Linked DNA regions of Homo sapiens: region 2 is linked to region 1. A link is an interaction called in ENCODE POLR2A ChIA-PET data of the cell type or tissue named here. Cell type or tissue: Panc1. All regions are shown on one strand. Links, peaks and the distances in the headings refer to the core of each region. The heading gives the core; the rest is flanking DNA. Region 1 holds the start of LOC107984568 (a long non-coding RNA gene). Region 2 overlaps DLEU2 (deleted in lymphocytic leukemia 2).

The links. Peaks named below come from ENCODE experiments on the same cell type or tissue, not always from the same donor. Only the 100,000 strongest peaks of a DNase experiment are listed, where the experiment ranks them.
Region 2: POLR2A ChIA-PET joins it to region 1 with 5 read pairs; 2 of 35 experiments call an interaction of 5 or more read pairs at or near these places.

The regions. Positions count from the first base shown.
Region 1 is chr13:50,690,497-50,700,909 of GRCh38, forward strand. It overlaps LOC107984568 (a long non-coding RNA gene), which reads right to left and starts at 6,143. Exons shown (of 3, transcript XR_001750074.2): 1 at 5,891-6,143; 2 at 4,384-4,702. In Panc1, for the core only: no CTCF peak of the experiment used is centred there; no DNase peak of the experiment used is centred there; H3K27ac peaks cover 1,092 bases.
Region 2 is chr13:50,052,140-50,062,552 of GRCh38, forward strand. All of the region lies in intron 5 of DLEU2 (deleted in lymphocytic leukemia 2), which reads right to left. Among named protein-coding and RNA genes, the nearest start is that of MIR15A, 8.1 kb to the left of the region's middle. In Panc1, for the core only: no CTCF peak of the experiment used is centred there; no DNase peak of the experiment used is centred there.

The DNA.
Region 1 (10,413 bases), core at 3,489-5,988:
ATGGGTTCGTTATGAGGCTCAGAAGGGATCTTGCGTGTGAGGGTGCTTTGCAGTTTTGGCTCTGACTACCGAGCAGGCCACACTGGCATGGGCCACGTGGTTAATACCCCTCATCTAAAGGGGTATTTTGGCAATGGAGGAAGCTGGGATCCACATTGTCTTCTTACATCTAAATGACAGAACATGGCTCTTCTGCTACTTACAAAGGATTCCTACTCCAGCCAAAACACTCAGCATTGAGGATTCAATAATAGGTACAAATAATGTTCAGATTTATGTAATTTGGGTACAAAAAGTATGCTTATATTCCCAGTACACTTTCAAATATGACATTGCTTATATGTCATTCTTCTTCTTTTTTTTTTTTGTTTAGAGACAGGGTCTCACTCTGTTGCCCAGGCTTGAATGCAGTGGTGTCATCATAGCTTGAACTCCTGGGTTCAAGTGATCCTCCCGCCTCATTCTCCCAAGTAGCTGGGACTGCAGGTGGGCACCACCACACTAGGCTAATTTCTTTATTTTTTGTTGTTTTGTAGAGACAGGCCTTGCTCAGGCTGGTCTTGAACTCTAGGACTCAAGCAGTCTTCCTGCCTTGGCCTCCCAAAGTGTCATTCTTTTTTGAAAAGGGAGCTTGATTATTTCCATATGAATTATGCTATCACCTGATTTTCCTCACAGAGACCAGTGCAATGCAGAAAAGATCACATAAATATTCTTATCATTCAATTATTAGAAAAACTGGAATTTCCTTGGATTATTCTGTGGAATTTACCATCTCCCAACCGCTATTGCAATTATTTGGTCAGCTGGTGGCCTGTCTCAACAGAGAGGGCAGGAAAACAAACAAAAAAAACAAAACTCTTGAGTAAAATTATCTTATCAGTCTCAAGTGGTTAAAGCTGCCATGCAGGGCCCTCTGTGTAAAGAAATAGTTCTCCCCCTTCAACAACTCTGAAAAGTAAAAGAACAAAACTGTGCTCTCTCCAAAAAGCATTAGTGACAGTTAGAAGGCGGAAGGGGAGAGATCTGCTGACTTGACAAACCATGATTACTTTTTACAGCTCATGAAACTGTCTTTTTAAGAGCTGTGCTCTATGACCTTAAGTTTATTGCACTTACGATTCTAGAAATGTCATCTTTTGGAAAGATGAGAAGCCTCAATGAGAAAAGACAAGATTAATAGCATAGCTTTTGCCCAGTGCTAAGCATCTTAGCATTTGTTGCCAAACAGGGAAGAAAATGGAGAGCAAGTGTGCTGCGGGGCTGTGCCATCTGTCAGCACAGACAACCCCTAACCCCACTTCGTTCCTTAATAGCAAGGTCTGTTAGTCTGCTCTGCTTTATAAACTGATATATCATGGCCTAGATTGAATCACGGCTTCCCTCCCTCATAGATGGTGACCTGGAATACATCACATTACTTTCTGTGAGTCCCCATTCCTTCTAGTATAAAAAGAGGGTAGTAACGGCCTTCTCTCTGAGAGTTGGGATAATTGGCAGCTAAAAAGATCTTGATAAAATATGAGTCACGTAATGTCACTCCTTTACTCAGAACCCTTGAATGGCTGCCTGTGTCACTCTGAGTAAAAGCTAAAATCCAGACAGTGGTCCACCAGCAAGACCCAGCAGGATATGGAGCCCCATCCTCTCTGACCTTTTCTCTGACCTCTTTACCTCCAGCCGTGTTGGCTGCCTTATTACTCAGGCAGGTCCCTGCTCATGGTTCTGCCTCAGGGCCTTGACACATACTATTCCTTCTGCCTCGAGCTCTTCTCCCCTAAGTGTTTGCATGGCTTAGATCCTGAGCTCTGAGGACCTCTACCCATATATCACCTTCTCAGGGATCCTATCAACACTATTCACAATTGCAAACTCTTTCCCCAACCCCTTTCCTCCTTTTCTGCTTCATTTTTCTCCAGAGCACTTGTCACCAGATAACATGTTTATTTTACTCATTTATTATGTTTATTATCTGCCTTTCTCTTCTTGAATGAAAGCCAGTGAGGGTAGGGATTTCTTTCTGTTCACTGCTATATCCCAAGCACCTGGAATACTGTCTGGCACATGGCATTCAGTAAGTATGTGTTAGATGAATGGATATTAAATAATAACAAAATTAAAGCACATAGCACTGTGCCTTTGGTTAAAAAAATGGTGGGAGGAGGTAATAGAAGAGGCACTTGAATATGTAGCATGTTCCACATTTTATTCCCATGACTTGTTGCAAGTGTTAAAGAATCAGCCCAGTTATTTGCTAGTCACAAAAGGAACACATGTGAAAGATGTTTTTTTGTTTTGTTTTAAAGAAAATGCTTCTTTACAGAAGAACACCATCTGATAAATACAGAAGGAATGATAGAATCTTAATTCTATCATTAAGAATCACCATTTTATAATCCCTAGTGAAGTCATTGATTCTGGTACAGGTCAACAATAGATGCTAAAACCATAAGATGAAAGATGGATGAAAAAGTGGAAAGCTGAGTGAGGCTAAAATATCAATCCACTGATTTCTCACTAGCCACATAGGTTAAAATATTGAAGAAAAAAACCAAGTATCCTATTGCCTTCCTTTGCAGCATCGGGAGCCCCAGGAGATAAGAGGGAGGCAAGGAGGAGGGGCTCCTGGAAACCCACTTCCACCCATCCTAGAGCCACAAGCAGAGACCCTGAAATTTTTTCAGGACAGGGCTCCTGACACATGACATATGGCCCAGAGCGTTCCCCCACTGGTGTGTGTTTAGAGCAACTTGCAATCTTTAAACTTAGCAATGGAGCTTATGAATGAATTATATTAGCTAATGAAAGCAGTGAAATACTGAGCTATATTTCCCCATTTATTCTATTTTTGCTTCACGTTTCCTTTCATTATTAGACAATTTGATTCAAATTCTATTTAAGTTTTTAAAAAAAGCAACCAGTTACCAATTTCAGTGGTCTCATCTAGCCCCCTTATACCTCGTCATGCTTATCCTACAGCGGACCAATAGTCCAGAAGCCACTGCTGAGGAGGGAGCTTTGCAAGCCTGATTTGTCCACCCTCCCTCTCTGTAAACTGTCAGGAAGAGCCTGGAATAGGTATTAATATTGCTGGTAATTGCACAGCCATTGAGTGCTTTGATTTTTGCAAAGAGAGAGGCGACAAAATTCAGTTGTAAAGTGACTCCTGCGGAAACCAGGAATTCAGCGCCCATAAAGAATGGAGTCATCCGGCCCTAGGCATCCTGACGATTAAATACTCTATGAGGAGGTCCCACTAAGCTTAGTTCCTTTTTCTTTTCTCCATGTTCTGTTTATTCCTTTTGAAAGGAAAAGCAAAACTAGCTTTCCATACCCAGTGGAGAGTTTATCACGGGGAATAAAATGTCAACAAGTCTTGAGAGTAGCTGGGCCCTAGACTGCATGGGGACTGGCTTGTAAGTGATAGCATTTTAAAAACCCATGTGACATTTCACAGGAAAGCAATACAACATCCCAGCGCACAGTGCAGTGAGGCTGGCCAGGCCCCAGAACAGAGTGGCCTCACTAACCACATTCCTTCTTCCTGAGGCCAGCCTTGGGAATTCCTCCTCCTGGGTTTGGCAGGCTGGCTTTCCACTAGAAAATTTGCATAAAATTTAAAAATTTAAGTTTGCTGGTGTTAGAAAAAATGGACAGTGAGAGACCAGAATGCACTACCCCGAAATATGAAGGATTGCTGAGCTGATGGCATTTAAGAAAGAGCAATTACAAGAAAGCTCTCTTCCCTCAGGAAAATACTTTTACAGAGACAAAAAGGTATTCTTTTCCCTCTCTTCCCCACTCTTCTCCCATGGAAAACAAAGGCTAACCACTGAAGACAAGCTTTACTAACTAACCCTTCCTCCAAATTGCCACCAGCCCATACAAACTCAGAGTCCTTTCCCTCTGTTTTATCATTTCTCTAAAGATGTACTGTTCTTTGTTGAAGATGCTATATAAGCTGTACTTCAAAGCCGTCTCTTTGGGATGGACTCATTCCCTGTGTGTCTCTTATGTATATATAAAATATACATGCTAATAAACTTGTTTTTCTCTTATTAATCTGTGTTTTGTAACAAGCTGGCTGGGTGGCCAGCTGAAAAATTAATAGAGTTATTATTTTTCACCTACAAGACCAAAGATGTACTTGGTGTTTCTGATTATATCATAGCCAGAGGGCAATTGTGTGGAGGCCCGCATACCATAGATCCCCTAGTCTCTGGCTCATTTTCTTTCCCTCTTTGAGCGTAGGACTCCCAACTTTTATCTCCACGGACTCCATACTTAAAAACTTGATTTTTAAGCTTGCGCTGTGTCTTAATGTCTTAAGTGATAGCCCAGATGGCCTTCTGGTTTTCATCTAACTTTATAAAATAGGCCTACCTGATATTCTCCTTGGATGAATGCACTGGGAAGTCTAGTGGATGAGGTCCTGGAGGGCTAGTCTGAGCATAGTCAGAGGTGGGGTGGAATGATCTGCCAGACGTCGTTTCCCATGAGTTTTCATGATCAGAATCAAGGCCTAGAATCAGGAGGCAGCCCAAGAGAATCAGCTCAGGATCGGGAGCCACATGGTCAGAGTATGAGGCAAATGGTCAGAACAGAAGGTCAGGTTGAGACCTGGGGAAGCTCCCTAGATCACAGTGTGTCGTTGCAGAGGCTTTTAATGTGGCACCCAGTGCCTTGAGCCTGAATGGGTGGACTGATGAAAAGAGCTAAGAAAAGCAAACATCTCCAGGTACCCAATACCAATTTTGAGGACCTGTCCCAGCCCAGGAAAATACACAAATGGACAATGGTCAACCCGTACATGCCTGTAGGGCTCTGACCCATCAATGAAAAGAGTCAAACTCTGTAAGATATTTGAAAAGATTTATTCTGAGCCATATATGAGTGACCATGACCGTGACACAGCCCTCAGGAGGTCCTAAGAACATATGCCCAAGGTGGTCGGGGTGCAGCTTGGTTTTATACATTTTAGGGAGTCATAAGACATCAATCAAATACATTGAAGATATACACTGGTTTGGTCCAGAAAGGTGGGGCAACTTGAAGGAGGTCGTGGGGGCTTCCAGGTTATAGGTAGATTTTAAAATTTTCTGATTGGCAATTGGTTGAAGGCGTTATTATTAGTAGAAAGAAATATCTGGGTTACCATAAGAGTTTGTGGAGATGAAGGTTTTATTATGCAGACGAAGCCTACAGGTAGCAGGCTTCAGAGATAATAGATTGTAAGGTTTCTTATCAGACTTAAGGTCTGTGTTGATGTTGATGCTGGAGGATATAGTGAGGCAAGTCTGACTCTCCTTCCCCTCATGGCCTGAACCAGTCTTTCAGGTTAAATTTTAGAGTGCACTGACTCAGGAGGAGGTCCACTCAGATGACTGGGGGGCCTTAGAATTTTATTTTTGGTTTATACCCACAACCTCTGCAGCAATTGACCCAGAACAATAAGGACTTGATCAATGGTGGTCAGCTTCACTATTTTTTGCCTCCCCTTGTAACTCTGAACTACTCAGAGAAGGTCAAATATGGTCCCCCAAAACAATCATATAAGATGCGCCACTTCTATTTAGCCTGACTCTGAATGGCCTATGCCAGTGACCTCCAATCAGGGCATACCTGAAGCTTCTCTTTTTACCATGGAGGATGCCCACTCCTCCACCTGTCTATGAGTCTGCTAAATATTAATACAAGCGATGCAGCTGACTCCCTTACTGTAGACCTGTGTGTTCTCATTTGGATAGTCTTCATTTCCAGAAGATCTAGATCTATAATAGACATATGAAGATTCATTATTTAAACAAATATCCCAAGAACCCACACATCTAAATAGTGCCATCCTTTTCAAGTAGTCTCTTGGAAGAATTAAAATATACTCCAAGGATACCATTGTTGGGGCTTTTTAACTCCTGTAGTTTGGCAAGCAGGAGGGAGTGGCACCCAGCAGCTTCTTCTCTCCTGTTGTTCATTGAGCAGGAGAGAGGGTTACAGCTCTTTTATTCCTGCTGCCTGCAGCTTGGCAAACGGAAGCATTACAGCTCTTTCACTCCCACAGGTTGGTGAGTTCCAGGTTCTTGTCCTGCAACCAAAAGGAATAAGGTACACAGACAACAGAGAGTGAGTAAGGCAGAGTAGAATTTTATCGAGTGACAGAAAGAAAGCTCTCAGATGTGAGAGGAGACCTGGAAGTGGGTAGCCCTCTGTGAGACTGAGTCCAGGGTTTTTATGGGCTTACAATGGGGGAGTGCATGCTGATTGGCCCATGGGTGGTCTCGGAAAGCACCATTCGATTGGTTAAAAGGCATCATTCAGAAGGAATCAATAGAGAGAGAGAGGGTAAGATGGGGATGGAAGTTCTCACTCTGGTCATGGACTCTATCTGGAACTGGCAGCTTGGTTTTCAGATTTTAAACTGTTCTTGGCTTGAAGATCAGGTTTCACCAGGGACTCATCCCTGTCTGCCTAGGAATTTGTCTGTCTCCTGTTGCTATCACCATCATTTCTCAAAATATTTTTGGCAGTTTTCTTTTTAGCATTGAATTTAGAGCCAATATGGAATTGTGTAGTGAGTTTACTCTTCATCTGATGCTTTCACATTTTCAATCATTCTCCCCCCTCTCTCTCTCTAACATAGTAACAATCCCTGCTCCCCTGTACATTTCATTTCTGGCCTAGAATATGCCCTCTGCCAGTGGCATTATTAATCTTATTCACCAGCCTTGTCTCCAAAATAACTTCTAATCATTTCCCTGATTAACCCAATTCCCTGCAAGAGTTTGTTCTTTACCAAAATGCTATTCCAAAGAGTGACTCAAGGTTTTTCTATCTGTTTGAGAGGAGACTTGTCACAGACTCTACCTCTCTTTGCATTTTGCAATACTGGAGAATATAAGCAAACATTTAATAAATTTTACTTTGTCCCAAATACTCCCTAAGTTCATTCTCCACCATGTCCTTCCTCAGATGGGGGACACTTCCAGTGTGCATGCCAGAGTGGGGAGAGCAGACCCTCTATCACTGGCAAAGTAGATGGTGTGTTCTCATTTCTTTGACACACATGTGGGACAGACTTTTTTGTGCTTTTTCTGTTCTTGCCCTGCAAATGGTGCAGCAGCGTCTCTGGCAGAGACTTGTTTGGGGGAATTATAAACTACGTGAATACATGTGAGTTGCAAGCAATCACTTTTCTCAGTGTGAATTCCTACAATTAAATGGTAGTTGTCCCTATATATCACTGCTTTCATTAGTAAGGTTCAAACATCAGAAGTCTGCCAAGTGACTCTCTCAGTTCAGGTGAGTTTATAATGATTCTGGCTCTTGTAAAGAAACTGAACAAAGCAGCTCTGGGTCAGCAACGTTCATCTCGTTAAAGCCTGGGGTTGCACAGACAAATGTTCAGGGCATGCTGGAGTGTTCACTATGTACACGGCTGTAGAGCTAAGAGCCCAGTGAAGCACAATTGCTGGAAATGGTCTATAAACAATTCATAATAAGGATATTCAAAAGGGGCACTTTGCTTTGAAGTGATAAAATCATTGAATTGTTCAGAATGCCCACATTGATCCTTTGAAATTCTTCAGTCATTCCCCTAGTATGGTATGCTATGAGGTTGGAGATGCCTGGCAGGATGTTTGAGCAGTTTCATTTTAATTCTTTACTCTATATTAGCTCTTGGGGGGGGGGAGTGGAGAGGAAGTCTCCCCAATCCTTCTCCTCTCATTCTTGTACCTGAAGAAATTTCCTGCCCTGTCATTCCTTTGAAAACATTAATTAGTGCTCAGAGATGTATATTGGCACACCCTTCCTGTCTGCACAAATGACCTTGGGGCTGACAGGAAAAATGAAGCCGACTCAGAGTCTGGTGATTGCCAGTCTGCACATTATCTCCTTGCTGAGACACTACAAGGTAATGAGGAAAGGACATTTCCCCACAGATGTCACCTGTGGGGGAGATGGCAGCCATTTTTCAAGAGCCCAGGCAGCTCTGTGGAAGAGGTTACCCCCAGTCTGCTGTCCCTAACCTGTGACTGAATACCTCTCATCTATTCTGTAGCACTCTGTGCTGATCTCCCTCATAAGGCATCACTCTAATTGCTTGTTTACACATCAGTCTCCCAAGAGGCTGTAAACTCCTTAGGGCGGGGGTTGTATTTTAGCATCACTTTATGACCAGCTGAATCAAATCAGCAACAGTGAGAAGTGACCAAAATCAAAATTTGATGCCAAGCATTTTAGGGAATCAGGAAATAAAATATGTAAAAAAAAAAAAAATATATATATATATATATATAAAAATATGTGTGTGTGTATCTATCATATATATGTACATCTATCATGTATATACATATATGTGTGTATGTATACACATGTACATACATACATTGGATGTGTTGGAATGGCATAGTTTTAGTCCTCTGGGAATTATTTGTAGAAGACATATATCCGTGTAAGATAAATCAAAGTCAAAATTTACCATAAAACTAATGATCATTTTCCAACTGGCTTCTTATGAGACTCAAAAAACTTCACAGACATAAAAATCACTTTGAAAACATAATGCTTTTTAGCGATAGATAATACGTTACTGATAATTAATAGACAGATACAGCTGTATCTATATAATCAATATTGTGACATGTCACTCATAAGTACTTCAGCTTGCATTTTCTAAGAATAAGGACATTCTACTACATAACATTTTCATTATTATAGCCAAGAAAAAATAACATATAACATATCTAATATACAGGCCAGATTTGAATTCCCCAATTTTCCCAAAATTGACTTTCATATATTTTTTTCTCTGATCCAGGATCCCGTCAAGATTCACACATTATATTTGGTTGCTATTATCTCTTTGATCTCTTTAACTATAGTATAGTTCTCAGTTCTCCTGTCTTTGCACTTTTTAAAAGTTTTTTGTAGAGACAAGGGTCTCACTTTGCTACCCAGGCTGGTCTCAAACTCTTGGCTTCAAGTAATCCTCCCGCCTTGTCCTCCCAAAGTTGGGATCCTTTGTACTTTTTTTTTTTAATGACATTTTTATGAATTCAAGGGAATTGTCTTCCTGAATGTCCCATTGTCTGGTTTTATATGATAGTTTTCTCATGATTAGATTCAGGTTAGCCTATTTGGTAAGATATTGCACATAATTTACATTTTTAAAACATTATTTTAATCATAAATATAGTATAGTACTGTAGCAGAAAACTTGGAAAGTAGAAAAGAAAGAGAAGCCACCAATAATCCCACTGACCTGACTCACACGATAGCATTCCAATGCATTTCCAGCCTTTTCCTTATTATTCTTTTTAGCATAGTTTTAATTATATTGCCAATCCAACTTTGTATTCTGGTGGATTTTTATGTAATATCACATCCTAAGCAGTTTCACTGTAAGTAATGGCATCAATACTAACAATATTAACTGCCATTTATTGAGTACTTAATGAGTCAGAAGCAGTATCAGGCAAACTATATTTATTTATTTATTTTAAAGTTCATTACAGCCGTATGAAATAAGTTCTATTAATATCCCTGTTTTAGAATTGAGAAAACTGAGACTCTGATACCACAGCTGGTAATGGGTAAGGAAGAAATTTGAAACCAGATGAATGTGATTCTATCCCACTATCTGTCTCCTATAATTTCTATTGAATGTGCTTTGACCTGTTCATTTCATGTAAACACACTAGTAGCTCTTATCAGCTTAGGCCTGCCCTGCTGCTTTAGCATATTTGACAAACCCTAACTTTTTCTTTGGACTGCCCCTTCAGCTTATGAGCAAAGCCCTGCACTGGCTTCAGAGACTAGTGCTATTTTTTGCCTAAGAACTTAAATCTTAACCAAATTTGGTTTACCCAGTCTATTTTTATTTCTCAAGGAGGCAATGCAACAAAGTCATCAAAAAGACTGGGTCAGGGGTGGGTGAATAAAATCAATCAAGTGAGACTACTGCCAGGGCCAAAGTCTTAAGCATTCCAGGCTTAAATTCCACCACCATGGGTGGTGGTGGCAGGTTTCTGTCCCTGGGCCCCAGAGGCCCCTCTTCGAGGAGGTATTGCCCCTGACAGCGGCATGGCTGTGGATTGGGGATCTCTCTTCTCTTCGGCTCTAATAGGAGACCCTGAAATTTAAGCTGTGCAAAATGATCCTGATGTAAAGGGCCTCTGACCCAAGCACACCCCAGTGATTAGAAATGTGTCAGATGTCAAAGCCTGAAGAAGCACAACTTCTAATACTTCTCAATGCCCTTTAATGTGGGTTATATGCCTACATTTGTCTTACAGCTCATGGTGCCATCCAGGGAGGAGGCAGCAGCAGTAGGAGAAAGCTTTGCCAGCACAACCTTTGGGAGGGGTGTGAGCACAGCACAAAGGAGCCTAATGCATTTCAACCGCAGCCAAGTTA
Region 2 (10,413 bases), core at 3,540-6,039, 640 kb before region 1:
ATCAATGCTTTGTTCCCAAAGTCAGGAAGTACCTTGCCAATAAGGGACTGCCTTTTAAAGTTCTTTTGATATTGGACAATACTCCCGGCCACCCAGAACCACAAGTTCAACACCAAAAGCACTGAGGTGGTCTACGTGCCCCCACACAATGTCTTTATTTCATCCTCTGTATTAGGGTCATAAGGACCTTTACAGCTCATTATACATTGTACTCTGTGGGAATGACTATCAACGCTGTGGAAGAGAACCCTGATAGAATAACATGAAAGTCTGGAAGAATTACACCACTGATTATGCCACTGTTGTTACAGAAAAAGCTGTGAATGCCATCAAGTCTTAAACACATTCCTGGAGAAAACTGTGTCCAGATGATGTGTATGACTTCACAGGATTTATGACAGAGACAATCGAGGAAATCATGAAAGAGACTGTGGTTATGACAAAAAAAGGTATGGTTGGGGAAGGCCGAAGGGTTTCAAGATATGGATCTTTGAGAAATTCAACAGCTAACAGACACCACACCATAGAAATTAACAGACAACTTGATCGAGATGATCGGTTCTGCACTAGTGCCAGATGATGAGGAAGACAACATAGAAGCAGTGCCAGACATATACTGCTGGCACTGACATTAGAGAGTCTGGCAGAAGGGTTGCAATTATTCAAGACTACTTTTGATTTCTTTTATGACATGGACTCTTCTATAATATGGGCACTGAAACTAAAGCAAAAGGTGGACAGACGATTGTTAATATATAAAAACACTTTTTAGAAAAATAAAAAAAGCAAAAAAGTCAGGCAGAAATTACGATTATTTCTGTAAAGTTACACCAACTGTGCCTGGCCTTTCCTGCCTCCTCTCCCACCTCCTCCACCTCTTCCACTCCAGAGACAGCAAAACCAACCCCTTTTCTTCCTCAGCCTGCTCAATGTGAAAACAGTGAAGATGAAGGCCTGTATGATGATCCACTTCCATTTAATCAATAGTAAATATATTTTCTTTAGCTTACTTTAATATGGTATATGATATGCATAACATACAGAATATGTTATTGACTTTATGTTATTGGTAAGGCTTCTGGTCAACAGTAGGCTATCTGTAGTTGAGTTTTAGGGAAGCCAAAAGTTATACATAGATTTTCAACTGCATGGGGATTGGCGCCTCTAATCCTCACATTGTTCAAGGGTCAATTGTATTTTTAAAATTGTGGTTCAATATACATAAAAGTCACCATTTTAACCAGTCTTAAGTGCATGCTTCTGTGGTATAAATATGTTTGCCCTGTTGTGCAACCCTCCATCTCCAGAACTTTTTCATCTTCCCCAAGTGATACTGCTTAAACACTAACTGTCCATCTCCTCTGCCCCTCAGCCTCAGGAAATCACCATTCTACTTTCTGTCTCTATGAATTTGCCTATTCTAGTTATCTCATGTAAGTGGAATCATACAGTATTTGTCCTTTTGTGTCTGGCTTACTTCACTTAGCATAACTTTTTCAAGATTCATCCATGTTGTAGCATGCAACAAAATTTTCCTCTTTACAGTTGAATAGTTTTCCATTGTGTGTGTATACATTTTGTTTGTCCATTCATGTGATGATGGGCATTTAGGTTGTTTCTGTCTTTGGACTATTATGAATAATGCTGCCATGAACATGGTGTACAAATATCTTTGAAATCCTTCTTTCAATTATTTTGGGTATATGTCCAAGTGGAATTGCTGGATCTTACAGTAATTCTATTTTTCATTTTTTTGAGAAACTGCCATACTGTGTTCTACAGTGGCTACAGCATTTTACATTCTCACCAGCAATTTACAACTTCTCCCATCGTTGCCAACATGTTATTTTCTGTTTTTGTTTTTGATAATAGCCATTCTAATGAAAATGAAGTGGTATCTCATTGTGGTTTTCACTTCCATTTTCCTAATGAATAGTGATGTTGAGCATCTTGTGTTTGCTGGCCAATTGTATATCTTCTTTGGAGAAATGTCTATTTAAGTCCTTTGCCCATTTTTTGACTGGGTTGTTTACTTTTTATTGAGTTTATACATTCTGGATATTAATCTCTTATTAGATACATGATTTGCAAATATTTTCTCTGATTCTGTGGACTGACTTTTCACGGTAATAGTGTCCTTTGATGCACAGAAGTTTAATTTTTTTTTTTTTGAGATGGAGTCCCATTCTGTTGCCCGGGGTGGAGTGCAGTGGCACAATCTCGGCTCACTGCAATCTCCGCCTCCCAGGTTCAAGCAATTCTCCTGCCTCAGCCTCCCGAGTAGCTGGGACTACAGGTTCCCGCCACCATGCCCGGCCAATTTTTGTGTTGTTTCACCACGTTGGCCAGGCTGGTCTCAAACTCCTAACTTGGTGATTCACATGCCTCGGCCTCCCAAAGTGCTGGGATTACAGGTGTGAGCCACGGTGCCTGGCCAGAAGTTTTAAATTTTGATGAAGTCCAATTGATCTACTTGTTTTGTCTGTGCTTTTGGTGTCATATCTGAGAAATCACTGCCAAATCCAATGTCTTGAAGCTTTTGCCCTTTGTTTTCTTCTAAGAGTTTTGTATTTTTTAACTCTTATGCTTAGGTCTTTGAGTTAGAAATTAATTTTTAGTTACTTTTTGTATATGGTGTATGGTAAGGATCCAACTTTGTTCTTTTCTGGTGTGGATATCCAATTTTCCCAATACCGTTTGTTGAAGAGTCCTTTCTTTACTGAATGAGGATCTTTGGTACTTCTTGGCACCTTTGGTGAAAATCACTTGAAAATATATGCAAGGGTTTATTTGTGGGCCCTCGGGTCTATTTTCATGAATCTCTATGTCTAGCTTTATGCTTTGTAGGAGGTTTTGAAATCAGGTAGTGAGACCTCCGACTTTCTTTTTAAAATTTGTTTTGGTTATTTCATGTCCTTTGAGATTCCATATGAATGTGAGAATAAATTTTTCCCATTTCTGTTAAACAAAATTTAGGATTTTGATAGGAATTGCATTCACTTTGTAGATCATTTTGGGTAGTACTGTCATTTTAACAATATTAAGTCTTCCAATCCATAAATGTGGGATGCCTTTCCATTTATTTATTGTCTTTAATTTCTTTCAGCAATTTTTTTTTGTAGTTGCTGTACATAAGTCTTTTACCTCCTTGGTTACGTTTATCCCCAAATATTTTATTCTTTTTGATGTTTTATAAATGGAATTGTTTTAATTTCCTTTTTGAATTGTACATTGTTAGTGAACAGACACACGATTGATTTTTGTGTGATTTTGTATCATACAACTTTGTTAAATTCATTAGTTCTAACCGTTTTTGGTGGAATCTTAAGGGTTTTCCAGATACATGATTGTGTCATCTGTGAAGAGATAATTTTTCTTTACTATTATCTTTTGTAACTAAAATTGGTTTAAGGGCTTTCTGGCAATCTCGGTCCATTCATTCTCTAATTCTCCTAGAAACACATCAGACAGCTGTGTCCCCTCTCTTCTTTCAAACTTCCAACACTTTCCCTTTCATTTTTACTTTCACTGAGAAAACAGAAACTATCAGAAATTTCCTCAGTTCCCACCAAATCTAACATGTATCTGTGTGCATACAACTCTTACTTCTTTCTAGTATCAATGAACCCTCACTGTTCATAAGACAAATTCCTTCTCTTTGATCTTCACTTACTTACTTAAGGATATTCCTTTAGATATTCTCCTGCATCTTTAATCTTCCTCTCTGTTGCATGATTCTTATCAGCAAAAGTGCTACAATTTATCTCAGCATAATTTTATCTCTTAAAGACTGTTGCTATCTGTAATAACACTGCAATTTTATCACTGATGTTTTAGTAAACCACCATGGAGGAAGACTTTTTCCTTGTCTATTTTCCTTTTATTTCTAACTATCTGATTTATATTTGAAAGCCTGAAACATTTGAACTATTAAAATATTTATTATAATTCTCCAGAAAAAAATATGAAAATTCTTGATTTAAATGTATTAACAAATTGAAAGATTCAGTGGAACAATTCCAAGCACATAGAGAGGATATATCTCTTTCTTTTCTTGTGTTCGATAATAATAATCTCCTCCCAGTGTGGTATGGTTTGATTTTTCCTTTCCACTTATCTTCGCCTTAGGGGCTGCCAAAGTAGGTTTTATACTATGCCTTCAAAAAGGGACTATTTTAAATTTAAAATTTCCTTGAGTCTATAAGTTTAGACTATTTCTACTCACATGATAGGGATATTCAGATACTAATACATGCCATCAATATGGTTTTGCTAGTTTGTTGTTTAGACATGTCCTTGTATGGCACTATGTTACTTTAGGTTTTCTGAACATTTAATTTTACTTTCAATCCAGCATCAACACAATCTGTAATGGTAATTACTTCCTCCAAATATGCCTTACTTCTATTCTGCACTTGAAGCTCTAAGGAACTGTGTATATACAGTGCCTCGGCCACAGAATGACTATCCTTGCTCAATGACAGTGGAATAATACACAGTATGTCAGTATTATACCAGACAGAAAATTTATAAATAGCTATTCTTCAATACCTTTACGTAAAGGCCTGAGTTATGGGGTCTAAAATAAATGCATGACAATTTCACTAAACATGGTAATTTTTTTTTTTTTTTTAAGACAGAGTCTTCTTTTGTCACCTAGGCTGGAGTACAGTAGCGTGATCTCAGCTCACTGCAACCTCCTTCTCCCAGGCTCAAGCTATCCTTCCACCTCAGCCTCCCAAGTAGCTGGGACTACAGGCCTGTGCCACCACGCCCAGCTAAGGTTTGTATTTTTTTTTTTTTTACAGACGTGGTTTCATCATGTTGGCCAGGTTGGTCTCAAACTCCTGGCCTCAAATGATCCTCCCGCCTTGGTGTCGCAAAGTGCTGGGATTACAGGTATGAGCCACCATGCCTGGCGAAACATGGTAATTTTTTTATTACCCTACTATGAAGTCTTATAAAGTGTCCAAATATATAACATTTACAGGAAAGATTAAAATGTGCTTTTGCTTGATTCTTGTTTCTGGAATATAAATACTTAAAAACAAAAAGGCTCTATTAACTAGAGAAGATAGCTTTAAAATTCAGTGTTAGGAATACGCATTCAATAAAATAATAATCAGATTTAATCCAACATGACTGTTTTATAATATAAAAAACCTAGTTGTTGAGTTTAGGCAAATATAAAGTTTTACTGTTTCTAAACTGCCTTGATTTCTTCTGATGAAAAAATGACTGAAAGATTGCTTAAAAACTGTGTATGAAGTAGATTTCAATCTGGAAAATTTATTCCAGAAAGTCAGACTATATATATAAGCCCCCCAAATGTTATTTTAATATTAGATTCTCTTATAATCATTTCCTTATACAAAAAGTTAAACTTCTTAGAAATCAAACATTCATATTTTATTTGATGACTTTACTTCCTAAATACTAAGTATGACTAAATTACAAATATATCATGTTAGTCAAGAAATGCAATATAAAAAGGTTTGATAAATATGCTATTTACATTTTTTCTTACATTCTTCTTTTGCTCCCTTTTATGTCCTAATCATTCATACTTGCCCATTGTTATTCTTTCTTAACACTCAATTTTCATCTTGTGTCAATCATCCCTTGTATTCAGCTAGTCAATAAAATGAATTGATTCTTTAAGACCTCAGTTCATTGATTTCTTCGCCATTCTTGATTTCATACCTTAAATCTGGATTTAAGTACCTTATAAATCCAATTGCATTTTAGCTGGACCTCCTAGTCCTTAATCAATTAATAAATCTTCCCAAAGTTACATATTCAAGAATGTATCTAGGCTGGACGAGGTAGCTCATGCCTGTAATCCCAGCACTTTTGGAGGCTGAGGTCGGAGGATTGCTTGAGCCCAGGAATTTGAGAGACCAGCCTGGGCACCATAGCAACACCCCATCTCTACAAAAAAAAATTATTATTATTATTTTTTAACTTTTATTTTAAGTTCAGTGGTACAACTGCAGGTTTGTTATGTAGGTAAACTTTTATCATGGGAGTTTTTTTTTTTGTTTGCTTTTTTTTTTTTGAGACAGAGTTGCACTCTGTTGCCCAGGCTGGGGTGCTGTGGCTCAATCTCGGCTCTCTGTGACCTCCACCTCCCAGGTTCAAGTGATTCTCCTGCCTCAGCCTCCCGAGTAGCTGGGATTACAGGCCAGCGCCACCAAGTCGGGCTAACTTTTTTGTATTTTTAGTAGAGATGGGGTTTTGCCATGTTGGCCAGGCTGGTCTTAAACTCCTGACCTCAAGTGATACACCCACCTCAGCCTCCCAAAGTGCTGGGACTACAGGCGTGAGCCACCATGCCAGGCCTGTCATGGGAGTTTGTTGCACAGATTATTTCGTTACCCAGGTATTAAGCCTAGTACCCATTAGTTATTTTTCTTGGTCCTCTCCATCCTCCCACCCTCTATCCTCCAAAAGGCCACAGTGTGCGTTGTTCCCCTCTATGTGTCCATGTGCTCTCATCATTTAGCCACCCCCACACAAAAAATTTAAAAATCAGCTGGGCATCTGTAATACCAGCTACTCAGGAGCTGAAGTGGGAGGAATCACTTGAGCCCAGGAGTTTGATGCAGCACTGAGCCATAATCATGCCACTGCACTGAACTCCACTCCAGCCCAGGTGACAGAGCAAAACCTTGTTTCAAAAAAAAAAAAAAAAAAAGTAATTTCTAGTTTCCTAAGTAGAATCTCTACTTTCTGCCTAAGTATCAAGGTCTGTATAATTAAGATCTATCCAATGTTTCCTGCTTTTCTCCAAAGAAAACACTTCCATTCCAGTTAAATGGTCTCTTTTAAGACATTAACAACCACTAAGAACCTTTGAATACAGAAAATTATTCTCATTATTAGGTACTGTGTTGGGCAGATAACTGGTTCCCTATTCCATACTTATCTCTCCATTCAAAATGGACTAGCTGTGAGGAAATCTTTACTAGTATAGACCATGCCATTTCTTCAATCCTTTATCTTAGTCCACTGGAAATATCATCATGACTCCATCCCTTAAATCTCTGCTTTTACGTTTGCTGGCTGAAAGAAAAGCCACTTTGCCTAACCAGATACAGAAAGAGCCCTAATGGCTAGATGTAGAGCCAAAGAAAAGAGCTTCTAAAAAAAAAAATACAAAAATATTCTGAAGACAGAATCATTCAGTCCTTATCCTTTACACAACAACCATAGTTCCAAGTCTGGTGGTTTATATTCTGGGCTGTGGGCCTTTGATATACCAGAACTCTCCATTCTTATAATCTTCCAACAAAAAAAAAGTAGTTATATTGAAAGGTGAGACAAAATAAGTAAATTAAATGTCTTGCTTAATAATTCAACTTGAATATAATAAATCTGAGTAGATGGGAATCTTTAAATCTCTTAAGTTGGTTTTCTATGTTAGAATTTAATATATTTTAAGAAATATGGAAAAAATAAATTGTATATAAGTTAATGTTTTTTCCTTGTTAATGATTTACAGCTCTAATTTTATTTCCAATAACATTTTTTAGACATTTTCTTACATGTGCTCTATTATCAGTTCATCTGTAGTTTACATAAAGTTGTTATTGCATTTAACAAAATCATTTAGAAATTCTTTTTATTTATTTATTTCTGTCCTTACAATCTGTTCTCATTGAAATTCTAGTCATGTCTCCTAAACTACAGAATCATCCTCAGTACAATAAATCTACTGGTCAATTTCTACATTTTAAACTTACTATCAGTAAAATAAACAGCAGAAATTTATACAAGCACATCTAGTAGTGAACAGGTGTTCAACAAATGCCTACTGAATCTAAATTTACAGGATTTGAAATTCTAACACACTTAAGTGTTTCAGTGAACTGCAGCTCAACATGACCCGATAGTATTGATGAAAAAAAAAGCTAGTGCAATCAGACTGCACTATAGAACTTTATTCATAGATGCAGTGTGTTTTGTACCTATACTACATTAAGTATATTGCAATTAATTCTAAATACAATTATTTAAAAAGGAATACTAACAAAATGTAACAGATCCAAAGTAGGGTATCCAGAAAATATTGGTCTAGAAATTAATATGGTCTAGAAAAAATATGGTCTAGAAATTAATGCTATATGGCAACAGTGGAAGGACCTCAGAATGTACAGCTTAGAGAAAAGACATAAAAACAATTTTTAGACAGTAGATCTAGGGCCAGAGAACAAAGTTATAAACAGATCTTCAAATGATGTTTCATTCAACATTGTTTCATTTTTAATACTGAAGAGGAAAAATATAGAGATTTCTGTCTGGGGCCACAGTGTGTGGAGTTTCCACGTTCTCCCCATGTCTGCATGGGTTTTCTCCCACATCCCAAAGATGTGCATGTTATGTTAGTTAGCACATCTAAATTGTCTCAGTATGGCTGAGTGTCGGGGTAGGAGGACACCCTGTGATAGAATGGCATCCTATCCAGGGTTGGTTCCCACCTCGCATCCTGAGCTTCTAGGATAGGCTCCAGCCACCTGCAACCCCAAAGTGGAGTAAGTGGGTTGGAAAATGAATGAATGTAAATTACTGCAAAATAAAAACTTGTCAAATATACAATCATCATACAAATGCACAACAACAAATGATGTAGTATGAAAGTGCTCAGCAAGCATGCCATATTTGTTATTGCTTGTTTTTGAACAACATGGTAGTAGAAGGTGCTCCTTACAATTTCTGCTTTACAAACATTTATTCCTTATTTTAACTCACCACCACTATGACCATCATCGCTGACTCATCAAAAATTGGGTAAATGATGATCTTGTTTCTATTAAACTTTCTTAAATGTATGTTTAACTCACATTTATTTCACAATGTTTAATACCAGAAATGTGTTGGATCTTTATTTAGAAGGTGATGTTCTTTGTGACCAGAAATAGGCTATAGGAACTTAACTCTTGTTTATATCAATTAGCCTATGGTGAAACTGGTTTTATTCTATGTCATTTAGCTTAAAGCTGCAGTTTCCAAGAATCTATTCATTACTTTAAGTGAGGACTTACTGTACTAAGTTGAAACCTGCCCTCTGATGAGAAACTTATTTTATGTTAATTAACATAAATGTAATTTATAACGTAAAGGAAAACATTTGTTTACTATGATTCTAATTCTAATATTCTAGGGTCAAAATAAAATTAATAAAGTTCAATTTAAAATAAAATTGACTTAGAAAAATTTAGTGTACTTTACTTATTTTGTCTTGTTAAGGATTTGGAGGACAGATTGCCAGTTTTAAGTTCCGACTACAGGGCACCAAATACTAGAGGCATAAAGAAACAGCTGAACTAAGGATATAAAAACTAAAAGTAATAATTTAAAACTGAGGTGTACTGAATTTTAATTCAGATATTGTTTCCCTAAACACTTTATTTATTTTTTTGAGATGGAGTCTCGTGCTGTTGCCCAGGCTGGAGTGCAGTGGTGGGATCTCGGCTCACTGCAGCCTCCACCTCCCAGGTTCAAACTATTCTCTCACCTCAGCCTCCCAAGTAGCTGGGATTACAGGCACTTGCCACCATGACTGGCTAATTTCTGTATTTTTAGTAGAGACGAGGTTTCACCATGTTGGCCAGACTGGTCTTGAACTCCTGACCTGAAGTGATCCACCCGTCTCGACCTCCCAAAGTGCTGGGATTACAAGTGTGAGCCACCATGCCCAACTGTTTCCCTAAACATACTTTTTGAGATGGAGTCTCGCTCTTAGTTGCCTAGGCTGGAGTGCAGTGGCTTGATTTTGGCTCACTGCAACCTCTACCAGCATACATGCTATTCTCCTGCCTCAGCCTCCCCAGTAGCTGAGATTACAGGCACCCGCCACCATGCCTGGCTAATTTTTCTATTTTTAGTAGAGACTGGGTTTCACCATGTTGGCCAGGCTGGTCTTGAACTCCTGACCTCAAGTAATCCACCTGCCTCAGCCTCCCAAAGTGCTGGGATTACAGGCATGAGCCACCATATCTGGCCTCCCCAAAAATTTTAAACTGAGGTTCTGAAATTTGACCAGTGGTAGAGTACTTGAAAGGATGGCATTCTTAGTGGTAATACTGTTAAATGTATCAAAACTTCATTTTCATTAGCTACAAATAGTTTTACTATAAGAAACAGATTTTATAAGACATTTTAAAGTAACTTGTTTTTTTCTTTTTATTTTCTTTTTGAGATGGAGTCTTGCTCTGTCACCCAGGCTGGAGTGCAATGGTGCAATCTCAGCTCACTGCAACCTCTGCCTTCCAGGTTTAAGCAGTTCTCCTGCCTCAGCCTCCTGAGTAGCTGGGATTACAGGTGCACGCCACCATGCCTGGCTAATTTTTGTTATTTATTTATTTATTTATTTATTTATTTATTTATTTATTTATTTATTTTTGAGACAGA